Regions from separate parts of the Mus musculus genome. Here regions 1 and 2 are each linked to region 3. Evidence: chromatin loops called from intact Hi-C (ENCODE). Cell type or tissue: left cerebral cortex. All regions are shown on one strand. Links, peaks and the distances in the headings refer to the core of each region. The heading gives the core; the rest is flanking DNA.

Evidence for each region. Peaks named below come from ENCODE experiments on the same cell type or tissue, not always from the same donor. Only the 100,000 strongest peaks of a DNase experiment are listed, where the experiment ranks them.
Region 1: it touches region 3 in a loop (7-fold over the local background); 36 of 42 quality-filtered maps call a loop at or near these places.
Region 2: it touches region 3 in a loop (12-fold over the local background); 33 of 42 quality-filtered maps call a loop at or near these places.

The regions. Positions count from the first base shown.
Region 1 is chr14:40,972,376-40,977,865 of GRCm38, reverse strand. It overlaps Gm31839 (a long non-coding RNA gene), which reads right to left and starts at 3,523. Exons shown (of 3, transcript XR_874532.1): 1 at 3,489-3,523; 2 at 276-332. In left cerebral cortex, for the core only: CTCF peaks have their summits at 2,341 and 2,540 (motif pointing right); a DNase peak (open chromatin) is centred at 2,503.
Region 2 is chr14:41,031,464-41,036,953 of GRCm38, reverse strand. No RefSeq gene overlaps it. Among named protein-coding and RNA genes, the nearest start is that of Prxl2a, 20 kb to the right of the region's middle. In left cerebral cortex, for the core only: CTCF peaks have their summits at 1,594 (motif pointing right) and 3,414 (motif pointing right); DNase peaks (open chromatin) are centred at 1,601 and 3,397.
Region 3 is chr14:40,915,407-40,920,896 of GRCm38, reverse strand. Tspan14 (tetraspanin 14) reads left to right here. Exons shown (of 9, transcript NM_145928.2): 3 at 2,217-2,267; 4 at 3,948-4,094; 5 at 5,347-5,490. Among named protein-coding and RNA genes, the nearest start is that of Sh2d4b, 25 kb to the right of the region's middle. In left cerebral cortex, for the core only: a CTCF peak has its summit at 3,060 (motif pointing left); a DNase peak (open chromatin) is centred at 3,055; H3K27ac peaks cover 338 bases.

The DNA of each region.
Region 1 (5,490 bases), core at 300-5,299, 57 kb before region 3:
ATGTGTTTATAAAACTAATGACCCATTCCTCTGCTATGTACTATAGGCCAGCAAATAAGATGTCCAGGTCCAGGAGTAGGGAGCTTCCTTTGGAGATTTTGGCCAGTGGCATCCCAAAGACCCTCCCCACCTCCCAGGCATTACAGACTATTGTCCTTGCTCTTGACAATCTTGACCAAACTTCAAGTCAGACCAGAACTTGACAATAAGACCCTGTTGCTGAAGACACCATACACTTGAGTCACAGAATGCAGAGACATCAATCCGGTACTGACCTGGGAGCTTCATCCCCAACTGCTTAGCTTTCATAGTGCCGGAATGTACACTGCACACTATCAGAGGAGAAAGGTAATTGTCAGTCTTACCCAGCCATGGATCCCATGAGATACAGTGATGTCTGACCTGGCAGGGTGGTGCCCGCCAGAGCGATAGCAACACAGCTGTTATAGAAGTAATCAAACACTCTCTGTTTGGCTTTTTAAGGCCCAAGCTATGGTATACTTCCTCCAGCAAGGCCACACCTCTTACACCTGCCCAAACTGCTCCACCAACTGGGGAACACAGGTTCAATAGCTGGAGACTCTGCAGTGCATCTCATTCAGACCACCAGAGACCATGTCTCAAAGAATGGAATACAGTGGAATACAGTTGACAGCAATTGAGGAAGACACTGAATGTTGACCTCTAGCCTGCATGCACGCCCGCGCACGCACACACACACATACACACATACACACACACACACACACACACACACACACACACGGTTCTGTTACACGTTCTTCACTCTGGTTACAGTGAATGGAACTGTAATGATGGAAGTAGTGACTCCTACCTATAATTGTAGCTCTTGGGTCACTCAAGCAATAGATTGATACAAGTTTGAGGCCAGCCTGGGCTACAATTTGATTCCTGCCCCTCACCCCTAACAAGAACAGTTTGTCCAAGAAGGAACACATATGCTGCTGGCTGGCCCGAGTGACCAGCATATATTTTAAGAGGCCTTTTTAAAATTAGATATTCTCTTTATATACATTTCAAATGCTATCCAGAAAGTTCCCTATACCCTCCCCCTGCCCTGCTCCCCTCCCCACCCACTCCCACTTCTTGGCCCTGGCATTCCCCTGTACTGGGGCATATAAAGTTTGCAATACCAAGGGGCCTCTCTTCCCAGTGATGGCTGACTAGGCCATCTTCTGCTACATATGCAGCTAGAGATACGAGCTCTGGGGGTACCTCATAGGTACCCCCATGGGTAGTTCATATTGTTGTTCTACGTATAGGGTGGCAGATCCCTTCAGCTCCTTGGGTACTTTCTCTAGCTCCTCCATTGGGGCCCTGTGCTCCATCCTATAGATGACTGTGAGCATCCACTTCTGTGTTTGCCAGGCACTGGCATAGCCTCATACGAGACAGCTATACCAAGGGCCATTCAGCAAAATCTTTCTGGCATATGAAATAGTGTCTGGGTTTGGTGGCTGATTATGGGATAGATCCCCCTAAGAGCAGGGACCAGAGACCAATGACCCACCTAGGAAGCAATGGGCAAATCTGGCATGATCTTGAGTGAGAATGTAGCCAGAAACTGCTGGGGTAGTAAAAACAGAGACCAGCAATGGGGAGTGGGTGACATGGGACAGTGCTAGACACAGCCCTTGCTGTGGGGCTGTTCCAGAAGGCTTCCTACCTCCCCGAGACCTGGGCACAGGGAACACAGAAAGGTGACAGCATGTGAGGAGACCAAGCATTCAGGAAGCAAACTGTTCCAGAGGTGGGTGTGCAGGAAGGAAGGGAGGCAGGAGGCGGTGGAGAAAGAAATGAGGCTACAAGGCCTCACTGACCTTATAAGCTGCTGGGAAATGAGGCTTTGTAACGTTGCCCCAACAGCCTGTGAGTGGATATAGATAGGAGGCAATGGTGGTGACTGGAGCAGAGTCTGGCTGGATTGCTTCCTTCTTCCACCACAATTCAAAGTGAGTTACCGAATTCAAACTCTAGGTCTTATTTATGCAGCCATTACCTGGAAGATGTTGGCCCTGGGTCACGAAGTATGAGGAGACCTGCCGTCAGAATGTGTTTGCTACAGCCCATTCTGAGGCCTGGCCTGCTCAGCCTTTGTGGAACACAGAAAGATGTTGGTATTCAGTAGGAGCGCGCGCGAGAGACTGGTGATCTGGTTTTGTTCTAAAGATGGACTAGGGGAGTGGTAGTTGAGAAATGAAGTCTGTCACAGCCTGGTCAGGTTTATAGAAGTTATCCAAAGACACGTGAGTCTGAGAGCACAGACAGTTTGTGGAAATGGGGTATAGAACTAGGGCTGGAACTGGGAAGTGCAGCATGTCCTAGAAATGGGGAGGAGTCATGGTCCTGGGAGTGCCATAAAATAATGCTTGAAGACTTTTCTTTTCTCCTTTTGTAAGTCACACACACACACACACACACACACACACACACACACACACACACACACTCATTCTGATAAAGTCAGAGATTCAGAGAATGGCCCCTAGGTGGCAGTGTGCACACGAGACATCTACTACTATCAACATATGCTCACTACAAATTGTCCCAAGAGGCTGGCTATGCCCCACCAACTCTTTGTGAGAGGAATAGAGAAGGACACCTGTGATGCCATCTGTGCCCTTCTTCACCTCTTGGGTGGGAGCAGGGGGTACTTCCTGGGTCTCTTCTTCTGGTAGGGTCTGAACATGCAGATCTTCAGGTATAAGATCTGAGTGTAAGACTGACAGGACTCCATTCCAGGACATCAACGTAGACAGTCCTGGTTCTACCACTGTGGACGGCATGACTCCTCAGGGCATCCTTCCCACATTTCGCTTACTAATGCAGAGCTTCTAAGTGTAACATGCTTTCTACTGTCCAGTGGCTTTCACGTTTGAGCATATCCCATAGTTCCATGATTGGGACACAAACAACTCAGCTGTGAATGAGCAGTCTTTTAGGGTCACAGCTGGGGAATATGAGCAGCTTCACTCTTGGGCTCTCATTTCTAACCTTTATGATCTGTCGCCCTATGATGTTTTATATGATCTCCTCCTTGGTTTATTTCTTTGAATAAACTATAGTCTCCCATTTGGAGCAAACTATGGTTGAATCAAAGACAAGGCTGGGAGGATGCAGACAGTCCACCTACTGAACAAACTTCTGCTCTCCCCTAACTGTAGTTTGTGAATGGGATACCAGGCTTGAGAGATGGTGGGCTACTTGTCACCACCATGTGCTAGCTCCCTTCCAGCCTCTACCATTACAGCATGCTCCTCTGAGTCCTATGCTCACACATGGTCTCCTATCACAAATACAATTCTTTTGTAGGGAGAACCATTAGAGGGCAGAGGTGCCATGGCTACAGCTGCAGTTATCAGAGTAAGAGGTGGCTGGATGTTTAGATGCTCTTTTGTTGTTCTTATTTTGTGGGTTTTGTTTTGTTTTTGTGGTTGTTTTAAGATCATTCTAAAGGTGGCACACACCTTTTATCCCAGCCCTCAGGAGGTAGAGTCAGGTGGATCTCTATGAGATTGAGGCCAGCCTCATCTACATAGCAAGTTCCAGTACAACCAGGAATACACAGAGAAAACCTGTCTTGAAAAAGCGGAAAAACAAATCAAAACAAATAAGCAAACAAAGAGTCATTCTAGAGTAAATCAGGTAGGCACTGTGTGACAGGTCAAGAGATAAATTTCTCTTTTGCTCTGGTTTTCTTAAGGGGCATGACTTATTTTAAGAAGGGCAACAGTAATTCAAAACTGATCTTGGAGAGAAAGGCCCATCAAAACTGTTGACCCCTGGCAACTGGTGTTGTCTGCACCCTACATCCTGCCATACATTGGTGAGGTAACACTCACTCACCCTCAAACTGGCCTCTTGGTCTTAACCTCTTCACCATTAGGCCACTAACCCCTTCTTCTTATTCTTCTTGGTCATTCACTCCCACTGATACAAGCCTCTGCTTGACCATAGCTTCATGTCACCATACCTGCCGTTTTCCCATACTAAGTGTCCTTTAGACCCTCCCCACTTCTCCCAGTCTCTCCCAGGCCCTGCTGCTAATCTTTCTTCCCACTAGCCAATACTCATTATCTGGGCTGGGGACTCTGGGGATAGCTAAGCTGGTAAAGTGCTTTCCATGTAAGCATGACGACCTGAGTTTAATTCTAAGCACCACGCCGGGAACGTTTCCAGCCCTGGGCTTTGGTTTTTCTATTGTGCCCTTTTTCAGAACCACCAAACCTTGGTTAGAGCCTACTGTTCATGATCTCTGCAGTTGTGCTTACACCCCCCCCTCCCCCCCCGTTGCTAAGGACGGTTGGAGCAGGCCACGTGGTCTGGGATGGATGCATCCCATCTCAGTCAGACTCACAATCCTTCCCTAAACCTCTTGCTTGTCTGTTTTCGGAAGTGTTATCTCTTTCTCACCCCAGTTTCTCTGGTATGCTTAGATTTAGTCAACTACCTTCAATGAATGGCCATTCCTCTGCCTCTCAGGAGCCTAACCACTGACGTCTGCACCTTCACTTCCTTCTCTTCCTCCAGGATCAGGGATGGTGCCGCTAAGCCCACCTCATCCCACTCTGTCCCAGCATGCTTCTTCTGGCCCTTTGCCCACACTCTTCACTCTTCTCTCTGCCTCTTCCCTTCACCATTTACACATATTCATGGCCTTCTTTCAAAACACACTTTCCCTTCATCATTTTCCAGGCAACATTTTCCAGTTAACATGTCTTGCCCACTGTTAACTAGCTTCACTGTTGAAAGGCTCTGTGACCCACTCCAGAAACCATGCCCTCTTCAGCCTGTCTCTCAGGCCTCTCTGGCATCACTCTCACCTAGCTGAAACCCTCATCACCTCTTACCTGTCATACAGATCATCCTCCGGGCTCCCTTCCTACCTCAGTAACCACTCTTCCTTCTTCTTTAGTCCTCTTGTATTTCTCTATGCCATCCAGGTTTTGCCCTTGATCCTTGTCCTTGTTTGAGAAGAGAGTCAGTGACACACGAGCAGCAGACTGTGGGGCTCTCTGTGGGAAGTACTACTTTCCTGCGACAGGAACAGCTCTGTCTTCTTTCCTGCTTTCTCCTTTTATTTAAGAAGCTGGAACTGTAGCAACCAATATATGGCTGAAAGCAGACCCCGACGAGCACGGAGTCTGCCGATTGCACTGGGCCAGCCTGGCTCAGCCCAGTGGCTATGTATGTAACCAGAGTGACACTGCTGAGATGTCAAGCACAGCAATACTTACCTTTAGGTGTCTCACCATGTCATGACAGAGTTGTTTTCAACAACTGCAGTGACCACTAGCAACAAAAATAAGTTAGGTAGTTGTTGAGTCATTGTTGTAATAAGGAAGCACAATTCTGGAGCTGGGAAGAGGGCTCAGTCTGTAAAGTATTTGCTGTGCAAGCACACGAGGACCTGTGCTTTATCTCCAGTATCCAAGATTAACAATAACAAAAAAAAAGCTAGATGTGGTG
Region 2 (5,490 bases), core at 300-5,299, 120 kb before region 3:
GTTCTCTAGAGGAAGAGAAAGGGGATCTAATAGTATGGAGCAATGACCAACTCATGATGGAGAGGCAAAGAAATTAGTGCCTGCCCATTCCAAAAAGGGGAGCACCTCAGAGCAAGGGTGTTCTATTTCTCTTTGTTATAACAAAAGCAAATTGGAGAAGGAAGAGTTTACTTTAACTGGGATTAACTAAAACCCAAAACTATCTGGGCACACTTTTAAGGGATTTTTGCTTAATTAAATCATCTGAGGTGGGAAAGTGGGGAGACCCACTTCTAATCTGGGCCATACCTTCTGGGGGTAGCCTATATAAAGGACATGGAAGAAGGAAGCCCTGCTCTTTGCCTGCTTGCTCTTGCCCTCACTAGCAAGCCCATTCCTTCACTGGCATTAGAGCCTCCTTCTTTGAGATTCCAGTGTATCCTGAAGACCAGTTGAATCATCCAGCCTTGTGAACAACTGGATTCTCGGACCTTCCACTCATTCATATGCAGCCATTGCTGGGTAGGTTATTCTAATAATATATATATATATATATATATATATATATATATATATGATGTATATAATATATATGATATGTATATAATATGACATATTATATATATATGGAGAGAGAGAGAGAGAGATTCATCCTTTAAGTTTTGTTACTCTAGGGAACCCTGATTAATACATTTATACATCAAGATATATGCACAAGGTTATTCACCAAAATAGCCTCATCTGTGGACTGAGATAATTTAAATATCTATCAGGAACTGGAATGAGGAACTGCAAATAAAATAAAATAAAATAAAAACCTTATATGTATGGTGGTGGGAGGGAGCAGATATGGAAGGCAGTGAGAGAGAAAATGGATTGGGTTATCTTCTTGAAAACTTTATTTCATTGGGTTCGGCATTTAAATAAAGCCCTGTTGTATAACAGTTCCTTCTGAGACTGAAATATTCCAACCTGCAGAAAGCTCCTGAAACGGAAAGGTAAATAACTGAAAATAGCTCAGGAAGTCCATGAAACTGACTTCACTAGGTCCCTCCCTGCCAGAGTAACAATAAAAACTGAGAGTCCCTCTCAGATGAGCAGAAGCTGGGCTACAATAGAAGACCCTCAGATAATCCAAGCTGCAAAGAAGATGCTGAGACCATACCAGCTGTCTGGAAAAAGCAAAACGAAGCTGAGCTACCAAGAAGAGACTTAGACCAACTGGAAAGAACACGCTCTGACCTGTTGAGCTGCCTATAGGCTGTGCAGTGTGCTCAAGGTTTTAGGCTTTTGAGCTGTCACCTGTGCTGGGGTAGGCTTGTGTGATACATCTACCTTTGAGTCATTTCTGCTCCTATAAGTCATGCCTCTCACCCATAGTCCTGTAAGTAACACCAGTAAAACTCATTAGTTCACCAAGTTGGACATTGCTGGTATCTGTACTTGGGTCTGTTGTGGGTTCCCTATCTGGTGTGCGTAGATGTGTGTTGAGTCTCCTCAGAAAGTTTTGTCATCAAACAATTCCTTTTCTTTCAAATACCCGAGGGAGAAGGAAAAAATCAGGCTTAACTGGAGGAGGTGGCTAAGAACAGCTCCAGTTACCTCTTTTTACCACGAGGGGGCAGCATAGAGCCAAGAGCCGCAAGTGAGGAGGTGCTACTGGCCTGAGGACCATCTCCTGTAAACATTTCAGGTTTCATAATTAGTGGATTAAACTCCAGAATCTTGCTTTATACACCAGATTCTGATGTATAGATCTGACTAGCATCTAGAATTTTCTTAAAAGATCTGAACATTTCCTTAAGCAACCTCACAGAACAAGATAAAAAGGCACAGATGAGGACTTAACCGTAAGAGAAGGGATTATATAAAAAATTATTTTGATATGGTACTCACCTTTCTAAAATATTTCAGGTATATAATTAGATTGAACAAAATTCATTATTGAACTATCCCACTATGGATATTATGTAGTTGAAAGAGTGATAATGTAGTAAGTTAGTTGTCCTAACAAATGCATCGTCTAAGGGTGAGCACGTGTGTGTACATGCATGTATGCATTCATGTGTTTATATATACATGCTTGTATGTATATGCATGTGTACATATATATTTAAATGTATGTGTAAAGAACTGTGTAGAAAGATGGCCCTTTGAGTGATAGGATTACTACTAAATTTGTGTTTTATTATGCTTTTCTATGTTGCTTCAAATTCTCTAGCATGATTCTGAGCCCTTTATAAAACTCAAAACATATACACAAAAATTTCATTTGCAGTAAATAATTTTAAGCAAACCTTGTTAATATGCAAATGAGCAACTTTGTGTCTTCATTTTCACCACTGTGGAATCCTATTTATAGTTTAGCTTTGTTGTGACTTGCATGGTGTGGTAGTTTGGACGAGAATGGTCGTTATGTTTGAATGTTTGGTCCCAAGTTGATGGCAGTATTTAGGAAGGACTTGGATGTATGGCCTTGTTGAAGGAAGTGAGTCTCTGGGTTCAGGCTTTGCGGTTTCAGAAGCCCACACCAAGCTCACTCAGTCTCTCTCTCTCTCTCTCTCTCTCTCTCTCTCTCTCTCTCTCTCTCTCTCTCTCTCTCTCTCTCTCTCCTCCTCCTCCTCCTCCTCCTCCTCTCTCTCTCTGTCTCTCCTCCCTTCCTCTTTCCCTTCTTTCCTCCCTGCTTCTGTCTCAGAATTGTGAATGAGCTCTCAGCTACTACCACAGTGCCACATCTGTCTGCCTGTCCCCACGCTCCCTGCTATGATGGTCATGGTCTTACCCTCTGTACTGTAAAGCCCTAATAAACTCTTTCTTCTGTAACTTGCCTTAGTCATGTTGTCTCTCTCTTTATAACAAAAGAGAAGGCCCCAGCACCTGACAATCATGGAGTAACTTCTCTGACGGCATCCCTTTCTGTATTACTCTCAGGCTGTTTGGATTGTGAGGGATCTGCTAGTCCTAGGAACCTCTTCCTCCCCGGGGCAGGGCAAATGTATTAATATTTCACTGTGTGATTTGTTCTCTTTGGACTTTTGAACTTGCTGGTCCTTATCTGGGGTTCAGCAGGCCTTTGGGAGCTTTCTAAAGTCGTTCTACCCACAGTGTAATGGGAAAGCTAGGCTGTGGGAGGGAGATGTGATTCTCTGTCACGTTCTTCCGTTCTTTTTTTATCCACTTAAACAGTGAAAGAACCCACTGAAATGCCCTCATCCTCGGCTTCTCTGACACTTAAATGTTCTGTGAAGGACATGCCTGGGTCACCAAGAATTCCCAAGCTTCTGATGATACCACAGTTCTTACCATCATTCTTGGACTCACGTAATTTTAAGACAGTTCTTGTAGTTACAAGTAGCCAGTGCCCCTCCCCCTCCCCCCTTCCAGTACTTTCTCTGTGGATGAGAGACCAGCTGCTTTACGTTATATAGCCACAGGGTGGCAGCAGTGCTTCATGACTTTAACTTGCCTCTGCCGCAACTAGGAATTTTTTTTTTTTTTTTTTTTTGGTGGTGGTGGTGGGTTTTCTTTGTTTGGTTGGTTAGTTTTTGTTGTTGTTATTGTTTGTTTGGTTGGTTTGGTTTGGCTTCTTCACTTAACAAAACCTACATATATTTATAGTGTACAACATAATGACTTGAAATATGTATACATTGTGGAATGGCTAAATATAGAAATAATTAGCATATTCATTATTGCTCTTCCTTAGTGATTTTCTTATATGCATACCTGATTAACTATAGTTTGCATGCTGGACAGTAGATCTCTTGAACTCATTCTTTCTATCTCATGGAAATAGATCTTTTAACCACTTCGCAAACCAGTCTGCGCGCACGCACACACACACACTCACACATATCCCAAGGATCAACTCAAGAGAAAGGGTAGAAAGCAGTAAGAGCCAGAAGTCAAGAGAAGCCTATATGTTCCAGCGTTGAGGAAGAAGCCCTAGCTAAGTGCTACTGACAGTCATAGCTTCTAGGAGAGGGAGAATCAGCCTTCTTTAGGGCTAAGGGCTCTGGCGGATGATCGATCCCACACTCATGAGTGTAGGCACAGCACAAACTGGACTCAGTGGACTACTAAAACAAACCAAAACAGAAGTAGACATCACATGTGGGATGGGGCTTAGAAGAGTCACAGGGGACTGGAGAATAAATATGATCAAAATGTATTGTATACATGTATGAAATCACAAAGAATAAAGTACTTTTAAAGGCCTAAATAAAAAGTTTCCTTTTGTGTTTTTTTTTTCATGGAAATTTAATTAGCATACAATTTTCTGGGGCGAAAAAAAGCCCTGCTTTGGCTTATATAGGTGTCAATAATTTGCAAGACTGCAAAGCAACGAACAACTCATAAATAGCAGTGATTGTTTACTGAGCACCTATCAAGTTCAACTACTCCTTAAATCTGCTTTATTTGTAACTGCAAAGAAAGATAATGAGTAGAAGGACTATAAAGGAAACAGAGGCCCATGAGGAAGAAGTCATATTATTTTATGTTTGGTTCTGTCTGAATCCCTTTTCTATTTCTATAACAAAAATGCATAAGGCTGCATAATTTATCGAAATTTATGGAGGTTTTTGTTGTTGTCTGATTGGTTGGTTGGTTGGTTGGTTGGTTGGTTGGTTGGTTGGTTGGATGGTTGGTTGGTTGGTTGGTTGGTTGGTTGGTTGGTTGGATGGTTGGTTGGTTGGTTGGTTGGTTGGTTGGTTGGTTGGTTGGTTGGATGGTTGATTGGATGGTTAGTTGGTTGGTTGGTTGGATGGTTGGTTGGTTGGTTGGTTGGATGGTTGGATGGTTGGATGGTTGGTAGTTTTGGTGCTTGATTTTGAAAGCAGAGATGGAAGTTAAAAGAGTGCCGTGATCCTGGCTTCTAACAAGGGCATCATGCTACATGAATTACAACATGGCTGTTGTAAAAAAAAAAAAAAAAAAAAAAAAAAAAAAAAAAAAGAGCAGGCCAAAGACAGAAGACAATGATATATCTTGAACTAACCAGCTGTTGTACAGCACTGTCCTCTGCACAAACTGCCACCAACTTTAAGCTGGTCTGTGCCAGCTTGTAGACTGCTGACTATCCCTCATAGAAGGAGAGAATGGGAGAGTCATTTGAGCCTCACTTGAATATCCATCTGGACTCTCCACCCAGTCATCTGCCCTAATTGCATATGGCCTCTGAGTCTCTGGGGAGAGGCTATAGTAGACTTTTTGAGGGGTCTTCAGGAAGAAGGCCTCAGCTATGAGGCTATCGGGAAAGCTTTTCCAACATGGCTGCCTTGGGGTCAACAAACTCCTGACAGTAAACCTTCACTCATGCTTTGTAAGTAGGCCCAATAAACTCACTGGTTTCCAGGAGGAAGTTTGGTGGAATCTAACTGTGGTTTATCACTGGGGCCTTACAAGGAAGGAATGCAGACATTGCCTAGCCCCCTCTCCCACAAGGAGAAAATTGTCACAGCTCCATTTCTCTTGATTACCAACCCATTTCTTAGCGACAGACATTAATCA
Region 3 (5,490 bases), core at 213-5,212:
TGCTTTAATGTAGTGAAAAAATAAATGGGAATCTGTGGGAACCAGTGGGGAGGAGGGGGTAGGGGTTCTAGTGTCACTGATCAAATGTTTCAAGACAGCCTGGGCACATGGTACCCGAAGTGGGTGGTTAGGCAGGCAGGCTTGGTTTTGAATGAGAACGTGGATAGAGTAGTGTTAGATACTTGCAGTCTTATTGCCCCCATTCTGTATATGTGGTTTGGATGTGATAGGCTCTTGCCTAGCCCCAAGCAGTGGGCGAGACCCAGAAGTATGCCTGGAAGGAGAGTGGGAAGAACCCTCGGCTTCCTTTGTGGGATTCTCACATGGGCCCACTCTGGACCATCCTTCTCTGCGTGAGTGGGTTAACAGCCCTGAGCAGACAGACACCTTTGTCTGTAGAGAACATGGCTGTATGGTAGGCACGGTCCATTCGGCTTAGGATCAGGGCTACAAGGAGAACCACGCCACAGGTAGTTCTGAGTGATGGACAGGGGTCAGCTTCACATAAGAAGGCAAAGGTGGACATCTCAGGGAGATCTAGATATGAAGGAAGAGGAGGCCAGGGACTGATACCAGAGAAGAACCTTTAGGCCAGGAATGGTGCGCTGTGGTGGAATCTTAATTTTCTCCTAGGTGTGAGGGGAAGTCATTCGAGAGTTTGTAGGAGCGGGGTGACCTGCCCATAGCCATGTTCAGTAACCAGCAGCTCTGATCTGAGTTCACCCAACCAGGACAGAAGTCACTATAAAAGCTGTGTGTACCAAACAGAAGGCCTTTCCCCCATTATTCCCTAAACAATACAAGGAACACTAAATGGCTAGTGGACAGATGGTGGTGATGTTTCATGAAGGAAAAGAAGCTGGGGAGAAGTAGACTGAATCCCTGGAGACTGCAGGGAGATGGTAGGCATGAGACAGGGGAGAGCTGCAAGGCTGCTAATCGTAGGTATGGATAATAGTTAAAGGTGTGGGATTCCTGAGTCCCCTGACTGCTCAAAGGGTTCTTGCACTGTTAGGTTTGCCATCATTTAGTGGGGTCTGTAAGGGAAGGGCCGGAAGCAGGCAAGGGAGGAAGACAGCCCCGCCCGAGCTGTGTGTGCTTGCTGTCTCTGAATCTGACTGAAGAAAGAGGAATGACCAAGAGCTACCTCAATTTTAAGGAAGTCAGATGAGAAAAAGGCCTCCGACTGGGACCTTAGGGAGTAGTAGGGTGGCCTGTTGGTTTTCTTGCCATCCATTGTGAAATTGATGGCAAGGAGAGGAAGTAATCACACATGGCATCAGGGGAGAACAGAGACCTTCCCTCCTGAGAAACCCGTGTGGTGTGGGGCGGCTCAGGGAACTTGTCCGCAAGCCTCAGGATGCTCAAACAAACAAACAAACAAACAACAACAACAAAAGCAGAGCTTGTTCCATTTGTACAGCATGGGGTTTATATGCAAAACAACTATTTTGTCTTAGGACTGTGTGGTCCTATGGATGGGTCCAGTTCTCTTGGCTGTAGTGAGTGCCCGTAGGAGGGAGGTTGGGTGATGTAGTGCCTCTCTTATGCTTAATTCACTAGCTAAGAGCCCAGTATCTCCTGAGCACATGTGTGTCTCATGTTATGTGTAGGTGGGATGAGGAGGCTGCACTCTGGCCAGTGGATGACCCGAGTGGCTTCTTGTCTGTGTTTGGAGTCTGAGTCCTGGGGCTGAGATGTGAGGACGGTGGTCATGTGCTCGCCCCGTAACCTTGCCTTGCAGCTGGTCTGACCCATAAAGATGCTCAGCTGGGCCAGAAGCCACTGATCAACTCTGGCAGCCATCAGGGCTGTGGTGTCTTGACACTGAAGAGCACACTGAAGTGGGTTGAGGGTGATTGTTGGATAAGAAGGAAAGAAGGAAACACTCTCTGTCAGCATAACAGTCAGTCTCCTGTGGCAGTCTCTCAAGGACTGACCTAGAGATCTTTACCTCAGCTACCTCAGCGCTCTGCGGTTCAGTGTCTGGAGTAGAAATCAGCTGTCAGCTGTAACGGGGAGGTAGGTGCTGCTTATCGGCAATCTCCATGTCCCTTGGTGTAGAGAGCTTCTGTCATTTGCAGGATTCAAATGCCACCTTGGACAGAACACAGGAGCACCCAACTGGAATGTAGACTTTGTTCTAGTGCTGGTTTCTGACCTTACTTTTCTCTTCTCCTCCTCCCCCCGCCCCCCCCCCCCCCCGCCCTCCCCAGCTGGCTGGAGTTGTCTTCCTTGGAGTCGGGCTGTGGGCATGGAGCGAAAAGGTAGGTGGAACCTTGACCAGGCCCAGAGCCATCGGACTTGAATTGTCCCCTCTTCTAGCCTGTTGAGTAGTCACTAGCTGCAGAGAGGGTTTGTAGCATTAGCCATCAGAAAGAATGTGCCTCCGAGGTTGTGTGTGGTGCTGGAGGTCACTAGGCCAGCACTAGGAGAGTTGGGTGGGCGGTTATGAGCTCTGAGAGTATGGATCTGTTCCCATCCTGTTTCCAGAAGCCCCGAGTAACCCCAAAGCCAGCCTGGGGCTGTCCCCTAAAACCCGTCACATGCCTCTGGGAGCGAGTGAGCAGTCTTGTTTACTCCCAAAGTGCTTGCGCTGGCCTGCAGAGAAGGGGGTAGGACTCGGTTTTGTGCCCCATGTGCTGCTTGCCCCTGTGTGACGGAGGGGACCCCAGCCTCTTATTGTGCAGACAGACAAAGGGGCAGTTGGTATTCTAAGGGGTCAGATCTCCAGGGGCAAGGTGGAGTCATAATGCTGACCTTACCCATGGTAGGTTAATGCTAGTAGCTTAGGTGCTGAGATCTGGAAGGAGGACCAAGGAGAACCCGGAAGCTGAAGCACCCTCTGTGCCTGTAGTGGAACCTGTCACTGCTTCCAGGAAAAAGGAAGCAGCACAGTTTGGTCTATGAGTTTTTATGTGATGGTCTTAGGAACAGAGTAAGGTCTGCTCTTGAGCCAGTGCACCTTTCTTAGAGACCTGTTCACCACTGATGTGAAAACTGGAGTACAATGTCCCAGTGACCTGCAAACAGCAACCATGCATAACAGCGCCACCATGTGGCTGTATTTGGCACTGCAGCAGACTTGACCTGGATGAGCCCTGAATCCTAGAGCTGGTTACACAGCTGCCTAGCCTGACAGCTCTTTTCTCTTTGAGTACCACAGAATCTATCTGTCCTTTGTAGATGCCACTAGGCACTTATAACTATATGTATTTTAAAATTTTTACTGATTTTTTTTGGGGGGGTGGGGGTGGGGTGGGGTATGTATATGCTTAGTAGAAGTAAAAAACAACCTACCTAGGTTTGGTGTTCTCCTTCCACCATGTGGGTCCTGGGGATTAAACTCGGGTTGCCAGGCAAGGCAGCAAGTGCCTTCACCTGTTGAGAGCCATCTCACCAGCCCCTGACTATACGTGTTTAAATAAAAGTGATAAACCAATTCTTGTTGTCCCTAGCCTCTTTCCAAGTGTTTTTATTACACGTACAGCCAATGATTCTCTTTGGGTGGTGCTAACAGGATCATAGACACGTTTATGGGCAACACTCTCTCATCATCTACCCTTGCTGGGTCGGTTTCCTCAAAAATGTTCATTGTGAAGCTGCTTGTAGCCAGTTGGGCCGTGGCCTAGGACTCCCCTTCTCTGAGGCCTGGCCAAGGCACCTCGAAGGCCACTGAGGAAGCTGGGTCTGTGCTCACAGGAGCCCCCAGCCTCGGTATGAACCAGGAACTTCATGTAGACTGTCTAAGAGCTGTAGTGGACAAGGACTGTATACTCAGGGGCCCCAGGGAGTGGGCAGGAACACACTCTGGCCTGGCTCTTGATGACAGAGCTGAGCTGTGTGAAGCAGACCCCTGGCTTCAGCAGCTGGCTGACATAACTTGCCCCTAGGGCCTTGACTCCATTCTAAGGACACTGCTACCTTTTATCCTCTGCTTCTCTCAGGGTGTGCTGTCCGACCTCACCAAGGTGACCCGGTTGCATGGAATCGACCCCGTCGTGCTGGTCTTGATGGTGGGCGTGGTGATGTTCACACTGGGATTCGCAGGCTGTGTCGGGGCCCTCCGAGAGAACATCTGCCTGCTCAAGTTTGTAAGTGATGCTGCAGTGGGACGCAGTCTATGTATACTAGAGATACCAATACCGGCTCACGTCTGTTTTCTGGCCGCACAAGGAGGGAACAGTTCTTTGAACGTGCTGCCTCGCTAAGAAGGAAGATTTTAAGGAGAAAAGCCCAGCTGATGGTTCCTCACTAGGGAAGTGGGGTCTCCTGGAGTTGCCAGCTAATTGCGGGGGGGGGGGTGTTGGGGGGGTGGGGGGTGGGAGGGGGGGTGGGGGTTCTGCTCACCTCCTTGGCTCTATGGCTCTCCTGAGAAGTTCTAAAGGAATTGTTTATCTGCTGTTCACCTTTGTCCTTCCTGGCTAAGATCAAACGATGTGGCCAATGGCTTTAAGAAATCCTTTCCCTCCTCCTGCGTGTGAATCTGTTGGCTGTGCAGTGTAGTTCTTAATTTTCTGGCAGAATCACGAATTACTAAGAGTTTAGTTTTATATTTAGATACAACTTCATATTTAAATGTATTCAGTTAAAATTAAATAGCACCTGGTGAGGAAAACACTTTTGTTTTCTTTATGGTCTATTATTTGTTGAGCTTATTAGGTCAGTCTTTCTTCATTTGGAAAGCAAAGCACACACTCCTCCCTAGATCGCCCCCTCCTTAATAATCCTGTGTTTTGTATCTCCTTTCCACATGAGCAGGCTGTGCGCACTGGCGCATGCTTGCGGCTCTTATCTGGTTTTCTTGGGAAGCTTCCTTCACATTTCCAAGCTGGGTCAAAGCTTCAAGGCTCCCGATAGCAGCATGTCACCATGACCTAGAGAGGTCTGTATGTAGCTGACAGTCCTGCTTGCCCAAGATAGCACTGATCCCTCCAGCGTGGTAATGAACTCTGCAGGGATCTTAGGTGTCCTGTGTAAGTTGTTTCAGACAAGCTCTATGTCCAAGTCTTAGTTTCCACATCCGTAAAGTGGGAGTGAAAGACTCGATGTCTAGGATGGTTGAGTGGAGGGTGGGGCAGACAGTGCCTGGGTAGGGCTCTACACGGAAAACAACTGACTTCTTTCTCATCAGGTGGAGGTGGGGGAGGGCTACCTCCTAGGCAGTGATGGCTCAGAGCTTTGTCCTTCCTCCTCACTTCTCTCAGCTACCAGCTGTGCCATATGTGCACGGGTAGTGGTGAGTCCCATGTACCGAGGAGGTGGCGTGCTGCAGTAGGTGGTCCGCTGCGTCTGAGCGTCTGCCAGGCTGGGGATGCTGACTACCTTTCTCCTTTGCCCTCGCAGTTCTGTGGGGCCATTGTGCTCATCTTCTTCCTGGAACTGGCCGTGGCCGTGTTGGCCTTTTTATTCCAAGACTGGGTGAGAGACCGGTTCCGGGAATTCTTCGAGAGCAACATCAAGTCCTATCGGGATGACATCGACCTGCAG